2 separate regions of the Mus musculus genome follow, and region 2 is linked to region 1. The links are chromatin loops, found by intact Hi-C in ENCODE. Cell type or tissue: heart. All regions are shown on one strand. Links, peaks and the distances in the headings refer to the core of each region. The heading gives the core; the rest is flanking DNA. Region 1 overlaps Map7 (microtubule-associated protein 7). Region 2 has its middle 14 kb from the start of Map7.

Evidence for each region. Peaks named below come from ENCODE experiments on the same cell type or tissue, not always from the same donor. Only the 100,000 strongest peaks of a DNase experiment are listed, where the experiment ranks them.
Region 2: it touches region 1 in a loop (2.0-fold over the local background); 3 of 42 quality-filtered maps call a loop at or near these places.

Annotation. Positions count from the first base shown.
Region 1 is chr10:20,222,511-20,231,694 of GRCm38, forward strand. Map7 (microtubule-associated protein 7) reads left to right here. Exons shown (of 18, transcript NM_001358787.1): 2 at 8,274-8,372. Among named protein-coding and RNA genes, the nearest start is that of Rpl32l, 19 kb to the left of the region's middle. In heart, for the core only: no CTCF peak of the experiment used is centred there; no DNase peak of the experiment used is centred there.
Region 2 is chr10:20,152,634-20,161,817 of GRCm38, forward strand. It overlaps a transcript of Map7 not described here. Among named protein-coding and RNA genes, the nearest start is that of Map7, 14 kb to the right of the region's middle. In heart, for the core only: no CTCF peak of the experiment used is centred there; no DNase peak of the experiment used is centred there; H3K27ac peaks cover 541 bases.

The DNA of each region.
Region 1 (9,184 bases), core at 428-8,427:
ACCAGCAATATAAATTCCAGGATAGCCTGGGTTACATAGTAAGACTCTGGTAGCGGGGTTAGGCACTGACTATGAAAGTAAGTGGGTAGGGATTTATGGATCTCAGAAAAGTTGGGAGAAGATGAACACAATCAAAAGCATTGCATGATTTATAGCCTCAACGAATCAATACAAAACACTGTTATATCCTGAAAGAATCAACACAAAACATTATGATATCCGCAGAGAATCAATACAAAACATTTGTATCTTCAAAGAGTCGATACAAAACATTATTTTACAATGTCAGGTGGTATTGGGAAGACGGCAGTGTTGTAAAAGTCAAAGAAAAAGTGGTGGTGTTAAGAATAATGTAGAGCCAAAAAAAAAAAAAAAGAATAGTGTGGAGCCATTTTATGAGGGAATGGAGCTGAAGTGTGGTAAGTGGATGGGTTCTGCGTGCTGTTGCAATAGTCAGTTCAAATCATTACACATTTACAAAGACTGTCAATCTGTCCCGACAACAGTGAGCCCTAATGTGAAGTATAGACGTGTGATGTTGGTGATGCCCCTGTAGGTTTGCGGCAAACGTATCACTTTAGTGTGGGAGCGCAGACTATGGGTAAGGGGTTTCTGCTTAGTCGTTCCGTGAACCTGATGCTGCTGTAAAAAAAAACAAAAAAGATTTAATGTGGCTAATGGGGAGATGCTGAGTCTGAGGGTCTGATTCGAGGGAAGAGCAAGGTGGCAGGTGCAGGATAGGCTGGCCTATAATTTCACAACTTAAGTTCAAAGCTTAGTGACATGAAATGGGGTAAAATATGTCTTTCAGTACATAACTCACTTGGTGACATTTCTGTGAAATTTGGTAAGAATTTCTAGAGTATTTTACTGACTGACTGCAGAAGAGGAACAATTGCTCACAGTGAGCAACAAGTCTCGCTGATTATCTTTCAGCTGATACTCGGGAGTAAAATGATTTTGCTCGGTTTCTTCCAGCTAACGTCTTAGATTCCGTCTACTATTTACTTAGGGTGTTTCGGGAGTAACACACTTCTCACTTTGGTTAAACTTTCACGCTTAAGTGTGGGAGCCTTTTTTGCAGTTACAAAGCATGTCTGTAAACATTGCACTATTTGTGTTACTTCTCCATGAAGTGACTTACTCTCATGCTGAAGTAAAAACAGTCTCTTTCACTTCACTTTAATTAAGCAAAGTCTAATGAAGTTGAACTCTAATTTCTCATTTCCAAGTTATTTAGTTGCTTCTAATTACAGACTGAGCTTAATTGATTAAATCTAATTTTATAACTTTGCCCAGCTGTTGACATTAGCTGGGTAGTAATTACAACCTCTGATTTACCATTTCTCAAGAAAACTGGAAACCATTTGCATTGTTAAGACTTCCTTCACTTTGTGCAGTCTGTACTGTGCTAAGCTTAAAACAGGGTAATGTGTGTAGCCACTAACACTATAACTGCAAACGGTTGCTGGAGACTTAAGTCACCATCAAAGGAGGGACAGCTTGCCTTGTAACCTGGTGTATGCTACAATAGGTAGAAAATACGATTTTCTATTTAGAGGATTGTCCTTTAGTGAAGAAAAGTTTTCCTTTTCTTGTTTATTTTAAGATAAAGTCATTTTTCTGGGAGCTGGGAAAAGACAGCTTAGTGGTTAGTGCTTGTCTTTCAGAGAATCCAGGTTCACTCCCTGGCACTTGTATCAGATGGCTCACCACTGCCAGTTAACATGTTCTAGGGAAGCCAGCACACATCTGGACTCCAGGCACCTACACTCACGTGTTCATAGACACAAACATATACACACACATTTTAAAAAGTAGTCCTTTTTAAAAGTCTTTTTCTGAGTAGTGTGGTAGTGCATGCCTGTGATCCCTGCACTGGGAAGTGCTTGAGAAAAGGCGGCAGGAAGATTCCAAGTTCAAGGTCGTCCTTGCCTTCCTAGCTCAAGGCCAGCCTGCGCTACATGAGACCCTGTCTCAACCAAACAAGCAAACAACTCCCCCGTAAAAGTTTTTTTTTGATTGAATTTAAAGTGTGTAAAGTTTAGTCCTATTGGCTCTGTGTGAGGGGACTGTAAAATGAACCAAGGGGGTGCTTTCAGTAAACCAAACAGCTTAGTGGTTGGCTTCTTAATGTTCCCACAAAATACACTGGTCATACATGTTCTAAGACAAGCTCCCCTTCATGTTCACTACGGTGGCAATTTCCTGGGCTGTTTTAAAACAAATTATCAGAAACAAGTTTGATAATTATTTCAGGAGAGGATAAGATTTACAAATTCTGAGGCTGAAAGGCTTGTCTGTTCTTACCCATGCTGTCAGCTGAAACCGGAATCACCTCGTGATTTCGCCCACACAGACCAAGTGATATTCCCTTGTGTTAGGACAGTGGCTCTGTGAGTCCTTGCTTGGCTGTTTGGTTTTGAGTCTTGTCTGATAAAATACTGAGTTTTAACATTGGCTAATGCCACAATTAGAAAATTCTACATCTGGCTGCAGGTGATACGATTCAGTCAAAATGGGTGTACATGAAAAACTATGTTCAATTGCTTTCAGGCTAGATGTACATGTATAATTTCATGTTGAAATGTGGACCATAACTCGCAGATATGTAACTATGTATGTGCAGATGTCCTGAAATCCCCCAAAACAGCCCAAATCTGAAACCCAGGATTGTTATTTACTGAAAAGAACCTGTGTCTAGTTGTGATGTAGCTCAGCCTTAGCACCTTCAATCCTCTGGCTGGAATTCAGACGAGCCCTTAGTACACACCTTTCATCCCAAACAATGAAGGTAAAATTAGTTTGTAGAAGGAAGCACCGGTTTTTGAAAGTGACATCTAACTGGATGACAAAGTGACAAATCCAAGAAAGATTTGACAGAATAGGGTATCCCCAAGAAAGAGAAAAGGGAAGCTATTTAAGAGAGCACAGAGAGAGAAAAGGAAAGAGAGGGGTGGCAGTTTACTGAGAGCGTTTTACTCAAGTTGAAAAGAGAACTAGCTAGACTCAGGAGAAGACAGAAAAAGCCAGAGGATGAGAAGGAGCCAGAAGAAATATTAGAATCATTGCCAAAGTTAGTTTGAGCCCAAGCAGAACAATTCAGAGGCCAAGTGAGAAGCCAGCTGAGTTGTCTGGTAAGCCCAGAAGGAACCTAGGAAGGGGAGAGTTTTTCAGCAGCAAGTCTCAGAGGCTGAAAACAGTCTAGGCTAGATTAGATTGTACAGAGGCTAGAAGCTTCCAGGACTAGGCCAGGTTAGCAGACAGAGGCAGTAGGCCTCAGAGCTGGCAATTACTGCAGAATAGAAGTTCTATTCACACAGTATTGCATCTGTTGCTTGCTCCCCCGGACCCTGTCACCACGTTAGCCTAGGCTTCGTTTTCCCTGCCAGCTCCAAGGGCAGCCCCTCAACCTGTGTACGGTGCTGTCTCTTGACAGCTAGCCTGTGTGACCTGGTTTAGTAGGGACTGTCTGAACAAGCTGAAGGAGGAAGAAACAGGGGCTGGGAGGAGTAAAGTGTGATTTATCTTCTACTCCTAAATGTGTATTTATCTGGTTCTCACTCCTGTAACCTTTGATTGTTGCTACACAAACTCGGAATGACTGTGGTTCAGAAGTTAAACGAAGGAAGCGTTCGCAGTGGTCAAGGCAGTAGGTGTTATGAAATTGCCTTTTCATATAATGCGAATTTCATAACTAAAATTAGAGGGTTAGTATTTATGACTAAAATGTTAATCCTGCAAGGGTACTGTATAGTTGAATGAATAACTACGAGGAACATTACATGTAAATGAGGATAGCGGTGTCTGGTCGGTTACATTCACTTTTTCAACACATACACTGAAACTGTCAGACAAACATGAAACTGCTCATTTCCACCTATGATAAAAAGTGATGTCATGTGTTCTCAGTTATTGCACCAAAGCTGTATGCCCACAGACACCAACTAAATGATGGACAGGCAGGGATGCCTATACAGAAAGGAACTGGGTTCTAAGCTTTTGCTGCCAGCCAGCCCTGAGCCCATACATAATGCTCTACTGCTATAATCCCAGGAGTAAGGAGACTAATATAGGAGGATTGTGAGTTCAAAGCTAGCCAGTTTCATTCAAGGGTCTCAATTCACCTTGGCTAACAAGCACAAGAAACGTAGGTTCATTCTCCAGGTCATTTGTTAATGTGCTGTAGAATACGAATTCTGACAAATGAGCAGCTCAGTGAGATCAGTTCTATCACACAGCACTCCCTCATATACTCAAATGTCAAAGCACTGGGGACCCCAGCACCTCTGAAGAGAGACCATTGCAAGGACATGGGAAGTTACAGCTGTGTGGACTGTGAAAGGCTCATTCACAGCTTGTCTGGCGATGTGCAGTTTTTAGCAGAGGGCAGCCTTTGTGCTGGCTGCATTCGTACTTTGGCTCTGAGTGCCTCCGAGAGCCTGTCCCAAGGCTGTCCACAAGGCATCTTGCCTGTGTGCTTCCCTTTGGCCTTATTCCAGGATGCTCATTTAGACGCTAATGGAATGAAGCTTTTAAGGGAGCAGGAAGATCACTCAGGGTTTCTTAGGGTTAGCAAAAACTTAGCATCATGGTGTGTGGCTTATTTGAACACAAGGAAAAGGTTCAAGCAAACAGTATTGGAACATCACTTGACTCATTTAAAATGGTTTCTTTTCTACTGACAAACTTAAAGATGGTATACGTAGCCCTAGCTATAAATTTCCTAAGAGTTTAAATTTTTTTAATTTTGAAAAGCTGAAATTAAATTTCTTTTCCTTTCTTTTTGGTTATGTTTTTGGTTTTCCAGACAGGGTTTCTCTGTGTAGCCCAGGCTGGCCTCAAACTCAGAAATCCGCCTGCCTCTGCCTTCCAAGTGCTGAGCGCCACCACTGCCCAGCTGAAGATAAATTTCTGTTTTTATTGTTTTTGTTGCTTGGCGAGGGTTGTTGGCTTTGGTTTGTTTGTTTGTTTGTTTGTTTGTTTGTTTTGGTGGGAGGGCACTGAAACCAAACCCAGGGCCTCACGCATGGCAGGTGAGGCACACTATTCCTGGGCTAACTCTTCATCCCATGTTGTTCTTATTTGGTGAAATTCCCTGTGCTATTAAAATGAAAAATTATAATTTATTTTTCAAATGATTCTAATTGCAGTTTAAGCTTTCCTCTTCTGCTGCATGTGTTGCTTGCTCACCAGGAACACTGCTACCAAGCTGGTCTGTCTAGGTCTTCTCTCCGCACAGCTCTGAGGGAGGGAAAGCCAGTGACTGAGTGGCTTCCTCCCGGCGAGGCTTCCGCTCGGGATTTTGGACTCCTCACAGCTCTGGGCCTCTCTTTGCTTTCTTTGCTTTCTTTACCGCCGGGAACTTGAGACTTGGCCTCAGTTTTTCTGCAGAGGATTCACACAGCAGGCACAGGCCTGCTGGTTCTGAACCCCTCTGACATGGGAGTCCCGGAACACTGCAGAAGGGCTTAGCCTGACAGAAAGGGCCCTGAACAAACTGCTTCTGTGTGACAAGCCTGTGTAGACTGTTCACAGCCATTGTCCCTGTTCATCCTCACAGTACTGCCTGCATCTGAGAGGTACTAGCTGTCTCTCAGCAGATGAGAGAAAGTGAGGGTTTTCCGCCCTAGGAATCTGCCCATTTCCACTCATAATAAAACTTCAGGACAGTAACATAAAAGTAGAGAGTTTATAGGCTTTCATAAACAGCTTAACTTGGTATGTGCTGGAGATAACAGTAAAATTAAAAATTAAATTAATTAAATAAAAATAAATAAATAAAAAGCCCATGCATGCCTTCCCAAGCCCTTGGCACATGTGTTTACATATTGTGAGCCATTTTTGAGAGATTAACTTGCAACCTAACGAAAGAGCCTCTCTGTGACAGTGACAACAAAGGTTCCAATGACACTCCAGTTTGCGTGTTTTGAGGGGCTGCCTCTAGTTATGAGACTGTAGGTCAGCCCTCCTGGGTCTGGGCTTCATCTGCTACACGGCAACACTGACCACATGATTTTGAAGTAAGCACGTGGAACAGTGTTCTGGAGATGTCCTGACATCTGCTGCTGTCCCTGGCCAGTGTGCCAGGGCCTGTCCTGGTTCACCTACGCTCATCCTGACTTAGCCACCTCTACATTGTTCACCGTGGGATGCACTATACAACATGACCCTTTCCCAGCTGCAAAGTGACAACTTGAGGAAAGTTTCCTTAAGTACCAAGTACTGTTAGAAGCCAACAATCGAGGCCATCTCCTGTTTAACTTCTCATTTACTGCCCTGCCCAGTGTACTGAGTCCTCCTCACCACCCGTGCTGAGTGTAGGTGCCAGCTTACCATACTCCAGGCAAGTGCTCTACCACTGAGCCGTCTCGTCGGCCCTCTCTACTGATTCATTTTTCTTTAAGAGATACTTGTTTTGACTCATGATTCAGAGTTCCTGAATCTTTACAAACTCTTCCAGGAAAGTCGGTAGAAACAACCCAGTATACAAAGCGCCAGCCAGACATCAGCCTGTTACTTAAAGCAAAGAGGTTGCGTGATCCTCGCTAGCAAATTCCTGGTGTGGTTGAAATATAGTCACAAAATATAAGTATTTGAGGGCGAACGTTGGGTCTCTGCAGTCCCCTTGTACATACTGCTTGCCCCAGTGTCGTGGTGCACACCTATGGTGTCAGAACTTGGGAGACTAAGGCAGGGGCTATGCTATGAGTAAGAAGTCAGCCTGGCTTGTACTGTGAGCACAGGCCAGCCAAAACTAGATACTAAGACCTTGTCTTGGAGATCAAGAAGGAAAATAGGGACGGAGGGAGGGAGGAAATACATCTTAGAAAGCTGTTTTAAAGTTAGTCTTCATAGACAGGCATGGTGGTGCACGCCTTTAATCCCAGCACTCGGGAGGCAGAGGCAGGAGGATTTCTGAGTTTGAGGCCAGCCTGGTCTACAAAGTGAGTTCCAGGACAGCCAGGGCTACACAGAGAAATCCTGTCTCGAAAAAAAACAAAAAAACAAAAAAAAAATAGTCTTCATGGCATGATTGTCATCACACCCCGTGACCAAATGGAACCCTCTTCTCTAAATATTAATATTAAGAATAATAATATCCTGTCCTGCTACCTAAGAAAAGGAAGTGATCTTAAGATTCCCGAGGGTAAGGACTATCGGTTAAGCAAGATGGGTTAGGGTGGACAGTACCATTTATAAGTAGCCCAGGAGGACTCTGATGTCACAATTGAGCAGAGACCCCAGCTGCCATCTGTAACAAGAGCCTTTGGGTACGTGCTCAGTGTCTGGGATGGACTCTGGAGGAAGTTGGTTCTCCTGGAACAAAGATGAATGGGAAGTGGAACCCCATGAAGACCTAAACTCACTCTCCTGTCTAGAATACGGTAGAGACCTTGGATTTTACTCTGGGCGTGATGGGAGCTGTTGCTACAGAGTTTTGAGCAGGGGGTTGGTCTGAAGTGTTGTCATGAGATCATGGATGTGTGAACAGAGTGAAGGAGACCTGGAGGTCAAAGGCACTTGGAGGAGAGATGGCCAGAGGTGGTGCTCTTGGTGCTTTTTAAGGCAGAACAGAGAGACTAATGAGTTAGATGCAGGGAGTAAAAAGAGAAGCCAGTGATGACTTTGTACGCCTGGACTTGTTTATCTGGATAAACAGATAATTTCCTGCATCTGGTATTCTCTGCTGCACTGAGGGCGTGGCTAACTAGCCCGCCTGCCCAGCAGGCGTGAGCAGTGCCCAGTGCCCAGCGCCCAGTGCTGAACTATGAAGCCTGCTGCCTGGCCAGAGCCTTCCCCCTTGCTTCTTTTATCCCAGTTCCCTCTTGGTGATCAACTGGTTCCATTTGTGGAATCCTTAAAATTCCTAATGTTTGAACCTTCTAAGAGCTGGGCTCAAGGGCTGTTTTCTAAAATCTCAGTTCTCAGGAGCGCAGGCAGGAGAATTTTCTGAGTTTACAGGCAGCCTGAGCTACATAGTAAGCACCAGGGTAGCCCAGTACCTACTATACAGAACAACAAAAAGACTTAGTTTTCTGTGAACTCTGACAGAAAGAGGAGAGCCCTCTACTAGGCCCTGAAGCAAGTCACTAATGCAGGACCAGTCACTCTGCTGAACAGCGCCCTCCTCGAACTTGGAAGTCATAACTACTACTACTTTGTAGTTTTGACTGTAGCTTCCTACCTGGTCACAGTAAACGTTGAACCTCTGAGTGCTTGGGGATACATTTTAAGGAACTAATGAATTGTCTCTTTCTGTCTCTCTGTAGCGTCTGATGGCTATAAAGTACAAGAGAAGAGAACTGCCCCCAGCCGCCCCACTTCTACAGTTTCAGGACAAACTAGCAACCACTCAGGAAACAAACCAGGTACGATATCGACAGTTACATTCAGAAGTGGGAGGTCATTTAAAAGCTGCAGCCCCATGCTGATGACTAGAATCTAAAAGTAGAGTTTAGGAGTGCTTGGCTCTGTCCCTGCCACCAAAGCAAAAGCAAAATCTCCCAATGCCCCTCCCTCCCCCACCCCCTCTCTCAGATTTGTATATTTATGTATATGAGTACTCTAATTGCATATATGCCTACATGACAGAAGAGGGCTTCATAACCGACTATACATGGTTGTGAGCCAGCATGTGATTGCTGGGAACTGGACTCGGGTCCTCTGCAAGGGCAGTTACTGTTCTTAAATACTGGGCCATCTCTCCAGCCCCAGCTTCCTCCCCTAAATAGAAATGAAAACACAAACCTTATGGAGTCATTTGATAATCACTGAGACAAGATGTTTGTGCGCCCATTTACTTACATCAAACGAAATGAAAGGCGCTGTGTTTGAAGCCAGGTTATAACAGTTTTTGAGCTTTGCATGCCCAGCATTATTGTATATCTCTTGTGACTTCTGAAAACCCACTCAGATCTTTGAGGTACCCACACAGCAGTAAGTAAGCCTTTGTTCAGTTTCCTGCGATGATCATAACCTACCTACAAGTAGTTTTGTGTAATCCCTGCTTGTGATTGACAAAGACACTGTCTGTAAACATAGTACAGACATCTGGACAGGCAGTGCCACCTTCTTCCCAGCAACCAGCATGGGGCTCGTGGGCGAGCTGAGCATGAAGCACAATGCTGCTGGTGACTCCCAGGCTCTTGGAAACCTGCTTCATCCATTACTGAAGCTGGAC
Region 2 (9,184 bases), core at 664-8,663, 70 kb before region 1:
ATTCTTGGTGGAAAGACTTAGACTCCCCCCCTCCCCCTTTTTTTTAACATTTATTTATTTTATGTATATGAGTACACTGTCACTGTCTTCAGATATACCAGAAGAGGCCATCAGATCCTATTACAGATGGTTGTGAGCCACCATGTGGGTGCTGGGAATTGGAACTTGGGACCTCTAGAAGAGCAGTCACTGCTCTTAACCACTGAGCCATCTCTCCAGCCCAGACTTAGACTTTCTTACTGTGGTCATGTATCTTGTATGAAATTTTCCAGAGTAAAAAGTGATCTTTATTTAAGCCAGAAGGGCCTCTGTTGTCCCCAAATAAGCATAGAAAGTAGACACTCAGGTTGTGCTTATGCTGTGACGTAAGCCCCTCCCTATTGAAATTCAGATCCTAGAAGCTAGAATTGCTGCTGCTTCAGGGGGCAAACTTCACATCTCGCTAAGTCAGTGGTTCTCTCCTGAGAACCACTGGTAAGTTGAAGAGAAGTCAGCTGTTGTCATAGCTTAGGTATGTGTGTGAAACGCAAATTTACACTGGCATGGTCTCTAAAGAATTCACACACTTGTGTCATGATACCTGAAAACAAATTATTCGAAGAGCTTTAAAAAACATACTCAAGTCTTGTTAGTACAAGAACTAAAGACATCGAGGCTTAGACTAATTTAACCAAGAATGTGTACTTTCCATGGGTTATTAAAATGACGGAGTTTGGAAGGTTGATGAATATGATCTTTGAGTTTAGTAAGGAAATCCACAGGCCAATGTGTACGGGTCGTGAGGGTTCAGTGGAGGAAGGATGGACCACTCTGGCTGTGGTCATCCCGGAGCACCTGCTGCAGCTAGCACTTAACCGCCAAACAACAGGGAGTGATGTGTGGTCAGAGGGAGGAGGAGGGGAAATAAAGGCATACAGGAGAGGAGCTAAAGTTTCTTGACAGGACAAATGTGAAAGGCTCAAAGTGAGTGTTCAGGGAAATCAGTTAGGCATGATGGATATGTTGAGGCCAAAGGTCAAGCCAAGAGGCTAGAACAGTATTGTTGGAGCAGGAAGGCTTGTCTTGATAAAGCTTTGTTAATCAGAATTAAAGAGCTGGGTTGCACAATTAGCACAAACACACCCTCTCCTAGGGAGGTCCTTTTCCTCCTACCCTGCCCATTTGGGACAGCTGTGCTTGAGTTCGGGAGGTGCCGGTTTGCTCTGGAACCTGGAAGGAGAGCTTCTTTTCAGAGCAGCTGTGTAGACCAGATGGAGGAAGAAAGGAGAGAGAGTTTGGTCTCCAGACTTAACTCTGAGGTCCCTGGATAGAGCTAGGTAGGCACTGGCCTGTCAGTGGGTATAAAAAAAGGAGGCCGGTTTGGGACTCTGAGATGTCAGAGGATCACAGGTAAAAAGAAGACACAAGGCGATCCACTTTTAATTGGTTCATTAGTTTAAGCTTGACCCGAACATATTAGTGAGTACAACTGAGTAAAAGAAAAGGTGGAAAAGTGTCAGTAGTGATGCCAGATAGTTAACTGGTGAACCTGCAGGAACAGACACGAGGTCAGGTCTGAAGGCCACTCCAGGAAAGATCAGAAAGAAAAACTGCAGACAGGATAGACAACCATTCAAAATGGAGGAGGGACAGACAGCCAAGTCAGAGAAGTGAGAGATGCCCAAGAGGGACAAAAAGGTCAAACATTCCAAAACTGAAATGATATTTTAAAGCCATTACTTTGGATTGAGGTTTCCACTGGTTTCTCCTAGCAGAGGAATTTCAGTTGGTCCAAGAGTTGGGGGCACATCCTTTATAATAATGATTAATAGATTGAGCATTGGAAAGATGAGATAGCCCAGTAGACCGTTCCATAAAAGTTGCCAGAAAAAAAAAATCAATACATTAGAAATTCTCGAATAAGTAGAGGTGGGTTTTTTGTTTTTGGTTTTTTTGTTTTTTGTTTTGTTTTGTTTTGTTTTTTCTGAGACAGGGTTTCTCTGTATAGCCCTGGCTGTCCTGGAACTCACTTTGTAGACCAGGCTGGCCTCGAACTCAGAAATCTGCCTGCCTCTGCCTCCCGAGTGTTGGGATTTAAGGCATGCCCGGCTAGTAAAGGAGTTTTTAATTGTTTTTTAAATGTGTTGTTTCAGTAGACTGTCAACGTAGCTATAGATGTATAACCATCACTGTCGATAGGGCTTAGAGTCTTGTCTTCCAGAGCTCCCTCTGGCTCATTTCCCACCCACTGATCTATTTTCCATCTTTGCTTTGACTTTTCCCAGAGTCTTAAGTGGAAGCATACCATGTAACCTTTGCAGGGGTGCCGCCCCCCGCCCCCACAGCCTAATGTATTTGAGATCTGAGCACACCGTGATGTGCATTGGTAGTTCCCTGCCCTAGCACCTAGTGCTTCCCTGTCCCCAACTTAAGGACGTCCAGTCACTCCTAGGTTTGGGTAGGAGAAACAACTGTTGCAAATATTCGTATGTTGGTTTTTACGTCACTGGTTTCATTTATGGCAGATACTTACATTGTTGTCTCCAATGTGATTGTGTAAGACGTTGCCACTTCTAGGGTGGCTGTACACCTTTTTCTGTGAGCGTCCTGTGAGATTGTTCTGCATCCTTTTCGGCCCTTGTATATTTTGTTGATTTGATGGTTTTCATTTTAGTCACTCCACTAAGTTTTTTAAGTAAGCTGTAATTGCTTCAAAGTGAGATATTTTTTGCTTGATGCTAATGCAGTCTCTGAAATGAGGTCATGTTGAGCCCAGAACCCAGGGTTCTGTTTGGTGGCTTGCTGTTCTGTGATTCTGGGAACTGAGCTCAGGGCCAGGTCCATATCAGACAAGTTCTTGATCACCAGCTATATTCCCAGCTCTAGAGTCTGTCTGACGCCCATCTTGGCTTCATCTCCTTTTCTCTTATCCCCAAGGCCTTTCTTCCTTCCTGTGCAGCCTGTGCTCTGAGATTGTGAGCCGACGCACTTTCACACAGAGGACCCGTGCCAGTGCCCTTCTCTCTCCTCTCCGGGGCATCTGTACTCTCATCCCTAGACCTGACAAGGAGCTTTTGTATTAGAATATTGTAAATAGCCTGGCGTGGTGATGCTGGCCTGCAGGGCGGGCTCCCCTCATGGTCTCCATGAGTCTACATAGTAAGTACCAGGCCAGCTAGTGAGACCCTGGATCTAGAAAAATGAAAAGAAAGCAAGCTGGGAATACTGGTTGTATATCTTGTCTTGTGATCCCATTTCTTGGGACTCACTCTGTTATCAAGATGAATGCTTTGTGTTAATCTCCAGTTTGTGAAATGCTCTCAGTGCCTGTAGTCTGTCGCTGAACTCTTTATCTCTGTCAGGGACCAGGTCTTCGTGCTTGTTGCAGTGAGACTTGTTCTCCAGTTTAAGGCTCTACTCCCCAGCAATGTGCCTCCTACCGCCTTACTATTATAAATTACTATTTATAATTTTCCTTATAATGTTTAGTTGTTTGCAATGTAAATTAAATGACATTTCACTGCTTTTTCCTGTTAAGGATTATTCTCTTTAATATGTATTTAAATTCAGAACTAGTTGAAAAATTAGATTTTTTAATTAGGTGTTACTTCAAGTTTTACTTTTTCATTATTTCTTGTTTATGTGTATGTTTGAGAGTATAGCGTGTATAATTCGGGCATATATATGAGTGTGTAAGGTTTATACACCTGTGCGTGTTAATGTGGCTGGACTGCTTCATCACTCTATGCCTATTCCTGAGACAGAAACTCATTGATTAAGGAGGCAAGCCTCGCCCCCAGTCCTTCTGTCTCCACCTCACAGCTCTGGAATAATAGATGCACCCATTCATACTGCATTCACACCGGCTTTCTAGATGGATACTGGAGATTCAACTGGGGTCCCACACTGACTCACAGACATCTTATTCACTGAGCCATCTCTCCAACCCTTTTTCTTTTTTTCTCTAGAGCTACTAGGGATCAGATACAGGGAGGACCTTTTGCATGTTAGGCAAATGCTCTGAACTGAGCTGCACCCCATGATAATGACTTTCAATGCTAATTTGCAGATATGTATGTTTTTGACAACATGAAAATAACTAAGTTTAAAAAAATAAGTCAAAGTCAGCTACATTCAGCATGTCCTCCTCTTGGATGCTCCCACAGAGCTAGTTATGAGAGCCACATTGATTGCTGCACTGTTTAAAATAGCTAAGAAACGGAACTGGCCTAGACGTCCATCAGTAGGCGAAAGGATAAAGAAACTTCACTGTGGCCCAGTGAAGCATGGTGGCCAACACCTTTAATCCCAGCATTTGGGAGGCACAGGCAGGCGGGTCTCTGAGTTCAAGGCCAATCTGGTCTACACAGTGAGTTCCAAGACAGCCAGAGCTATACAGAGAAACCCTGTCTCGAAACCGCCACCCCCACCCCCACCCCAAAAAAAGCAGGACTCAGACGAGTATATTTTCTGTACTATATTGAATTTAGACTTCATAGTGTGTGTGATGAAAATGTACCCCTGTAGTCCTAGTGCTTGGAAGATGGGTGCAGGAGGGTCAGAAGTTCAAGGCCAGCCTTGGCTACAGGAGATTCTATTTTAAGAAACTGTCTGGGGAGGAGATCAAGAGTGAATGCAAAGAAATCTAGAGGGGGTGGGGAGTAATTGAATTCCTGTGGAGTAGCATGCCAGCTGAGCTGGGGCATTTAGGGAGGGGGAACCAGCAACGTGGGGGTGGGTAGGGGGACAAGCCCTGGAGATGAATGAAGACAGTATAATATGCGTATGGAAAGGCCAAAATGAAACTTTGTGCGAGCTTAATATGAAAAGCCAGTTGCCTGAGAAAAAGCCCAGGGTTGGCAGAACTAACCAGACAGTACAGGTGGGCACAGCAACCCGAAGGAAAGAGTGGGAACTTGCAAGTAGATGCCATCTGTGAACTGCACTTTGCAAGATTGTTAATAAAATCCTGGGTCTAAGTTTAGAACATTACCGTATGAGGTACCTTAAAATTCTGTGGCTTTCTAACAATTGCCAGCCAAACCTCCTTTTTAAAGTTGGCTTTCTGGTATCAGACCCATCCTGTACTGTGTTGTAAAATGGGGTCACTGACACCACATCGAATATAGAAAGAAGCTAGACTCTAGGGTAAGTTCAAATTTCAAGGTAAAATTCTAGCAAGAACCCCCTTTCTCCAAACCATGCGGGATAGCGCTGAAATGCATAATTATTTATCTTTTTTTTTCTTTTTCTTCCCGAGACAGGGTTTTTCTTTGTAGCCCTGGCTATCCTGGAACTCAATCTGTAGACCAGGTTGGCCTCGAACTCAGAAATCTGCCTGCCTCTGCCTCCCAAGTGCTGGGATTAAAGGCGTGCGCCACCACAGCCCAGCTAATTATTTACTTATAAATCAGATGAATTCCTATTGCAGGAAGCTTGACTGCTTCTCAAGATTTTAATCTGGATGGGTGGTTCTCGGAAGCTCCTGACCTGAGACTTCTGTGTGGCAGACTGGACAGACAGGCCCGGGGCGCCTGCTTTCTGCATTCCAGCTGATTGTTTCTATACAAGGTTCTAAGTTAGCCCACAGCTAACTTGAATAAGGCTTACTCCTTGGGCAGAAGGTCATGTTGTTGGCACTATTGCTGAGGTCACCTGCTAGAACACCATAACTTCAGATCAGGGGTTCTTAGTTTTGGCAAAAAAGTTAAAATCACTTGGGACCTAGAACCCCATGGTGCCCAGGCAATTGTCAAGAGGATCAAGCAGGTGGCAGCCAGGTGGTGGTAGTGGGTTTAAAACTCCCCAGGCGCCTCCTGTGTGCAGACCATGCTGAAAGCTGGTTTCAACCCCACGTCCCACCTTGAACTATTCTGTCGGACTGTCTGGGTAGGTTTAATTTGGAGGTGTGAGGTAGACCTTGCTTCCAGTGACTACATGGACAGTCTTAACAGCTGTTACCCTGAATTTTGTAGACTTTGCTTCATTTTTCTCCCCAAAACCTTTTGAAGTGAATATAGATGAAATTAGGTGTGAGTACATTCTCGTGGACAGTATAACACTCTCAGTGGCACACTTGTATACTTTATATATAAATGTGAAGTAGACAGAATGGTATATAAGGAGCTTTTTTCTCTTTTTCCTTTAGTGTTCAGTCTTCTTCCTTCTCTCCTCAAAAACGGGAAAGGTTAATTTGGAATAAGTAGATGGCAAGAAGTTTTCCCGAGGAGTTTGTGATGACCCTGTGGCCTCTAACCACCTTGGTTCTTCAGCATCTATTAATAGCTGACAGGATGCGTTCCTCTCCATCTGCTCTGTTTGAGCCTCCTGTGGGACTGGATGCTGATGGCCTTCAGGCCACTGTGCCCTCCCTCCCTCTCCCTCCCTCCCACCAGGCGCTTGCTCCTTGCTCTTTTCTCCACAGGATGCTTCACACTCCAGATATCACCTTCAATTACTCTCTGATACCACAATACTTCATGTGCTGAAATGTCTGGAGGGGCTTCTGTGTCAAGTTTGTGTCTGTTGCTGCATATTTGCAAAGCCAGATCTAAGCAAGGCCTTGCTCCTAAAACTAAAACTGCTCAGGAGTAATACTAATTTTGGTACAAGGACACTGGAGCCTCTACCACTTACTACTGCCTGTGGGATCTTGACAAGTCACATAAGCAACCATCTCTACCTTTTAAAACTGAAGGCACAGTAGTACCAGCCTCTCTGGGAAGAAATGAGTTAAGATGGAGAAGCATCCATGACACAGTGAAGTATGAACTGTTTATTATAAAGGATTAATACTGCGTCACCATGCAAAGACGGGCATACCCTGACATGCTGCCTTTCTCAAGCAAGGTTCTACTTAAATTGGTGAGCTCACCCTAGAGAGGGCGTCGGAATGCAGTGCTGACTCAGAGCTAATTGTAGCTGTGTGACCTCACTGGACCAGGTAAGGCCTGGTATAAAAGGTGCCACCAAGGCAGCTTTTCACCTGTCCACATGTGACTTAGCGTTCTGTTAGAAGATGGCTCTGTTCTGGTCTGCAGGATGCTTGGATTATGTTGTGTCTTTGAGGCACTAACAGCAGCACCTCTTGGCTCATTTTCATTTTCTTTTATCTTACACAAAGTGATTTTATTATTTTAAGTTCTTAAAATATTGCTACAAAAGTTAATATGTTTAAGCCATGAAGATAGACTTCCATTCCCTTTGGAAGGTGAGGATGGGCTTCTCAGACCCATTTGAGCTAAGGTATCCCTCTGTGGGGAACATGGGAGGCTGGTGTAGCTCATCTTCTACTAGGCTTTCAGGAGAAGCAAGAGACAGTTCGGCTTCTTCAGACAAAATGAAGCAGAGTGCTTCAGAAAGTGATTTCATTTCTGAAAGTCACCAGTTTTAGAAAAAACTTCCTTAAGTCGCAAAAGCCCTGGTTGTATGGGGTCCAGGTGCAAGACACTAATTTCTCCTTTAAGAAATGATTTGTGAGGGCTGGAGAGATGGCTCAATGGTTAAGAGCACTGACTGCTCTTCTGAAGGTCCTGAGTTCAATTCCCAGCAATCACAAGGTGGCTCACAACCATCCGTAACAAAATCTGACTCCCCTCTTCTGGGGTGTCTGAAGACAGCTACAGTGTACTTACATATAATAAATAAGTAAATCTATGAAAGAAAAAGTCTTTAAGAAATGACTTGTGAAACTAGACTTGGTTGTAATATAGGTTTTATCTCATTTAGAAAAAAAAAACTTGGCAAAATTAAAATGTGTCGCTGCCTCAAATGAGCTCTCAGTCTCTGAATAGGTCCTTTGTTATGAATAGTAATGATGTGAATATTCTTCAATAAATATGTTATAGGAAATGGAAGGTTATCATTTACATATATATATATTCAGAATTAAGAATAAATCCAGGCCGGGTGTGGTGGTGCATACTTTTAATCCCAGCACTTGGGAGGCAGAGACAGGCAGATTTCTGAGTTTGAGGCCAGCCTGGTCTACAGAGTGAGTTCCAGGACAGCCAGGGCTATATAGAGAAACCCTGTCTCGAAAAACAAACAAACAAACAAAAAAAGAATAAATCGAGAATTTTTTTTCGGATGGCGACTTTATAATTTTAAGCCTCCTTATGAAGATACATTTTTTTTTTTCTATATATCCAGTGCTCTGTAAGGGACTGTGTAAAACACAGACACCATTAAGAACCAAAGTGAAAGTACAGGAGATGGCTTGGCCATTGGAAGAAAGTGTTCAAATCTGAGAAGCAGGAGAATGAGCTGTTTTGGTCTAGGAGAGCTATGTGATTCAAATGACTTTAGACAGCAAAACTGTGTAAGCCTGTGGCCCAGGGAAGCCTCACAGGACAAAATCTTGCATTTGCATTTCCTATCCAATCCTCTTCACGGACGTCCTGGTGCTAAAGGCAAAGTCGAGGATTCCATTTCAGCCCTCCTCCAAGTTCAGCCAGCCCAAGATTTATCTGCTGCGCATGGACAAGAGCACAGAGGGGAAGAGTGTGGCCCCGCCCATCAGATGGCGGTGCTGCACAGAATCTAACCTTGCTGTAAGGAAAGCCATGCAGAGCTGGGATGGTGCCACAGCGTGCGTTGCTGGACACAAGAAAGTCAGTCTCCAGAGCAGTTTGGAAAGAGAAGGGATGGGTGAGGTGTCAGAAGGGCAAAGTCTACTCTAAATCCTGCAAAGGGTTCAGACAGAACTTGGGGTATGGGACTCGTGCACTGAGTATTCCAAACCACTATGAAGGACTTTATGCTTTGCAAAGCCTTCAGGCCTGAGGTTAAACCTCTTACTAGCACGTGCAGGCCTTGTATTTGATCCCAGCAACCAAATAGAAAGGAACTAGCTGTTAAAAGTCTCAGAGGTTAAGAGCACTGGCTGCTCTCATGGGGGATTTGGTTGCCCACACCCACACGGTGGCTCACAGCCGCCTGGAACTTCAGTTCTAGGGCATCCGATGCCTCTTCTGCAAGTACCAGAAATGCGCGTGGTACACATGCACACAGGCAGGCAAGACACTGCCGCACTTAAAAGTAAGTAAACCTTAAAAATAGTAGAGTGTGTCTGTCCATCCATCCGTCTGTGTGTACATCATACATGTGTATGTGGTCTGAGGACCTGGGTGTGTGTCCTCAACTTCCACTTTGAGTCAGTCTTTGTTTTCTTCTTCTATGTATACTGGGCTCGCTGGCTTATAAA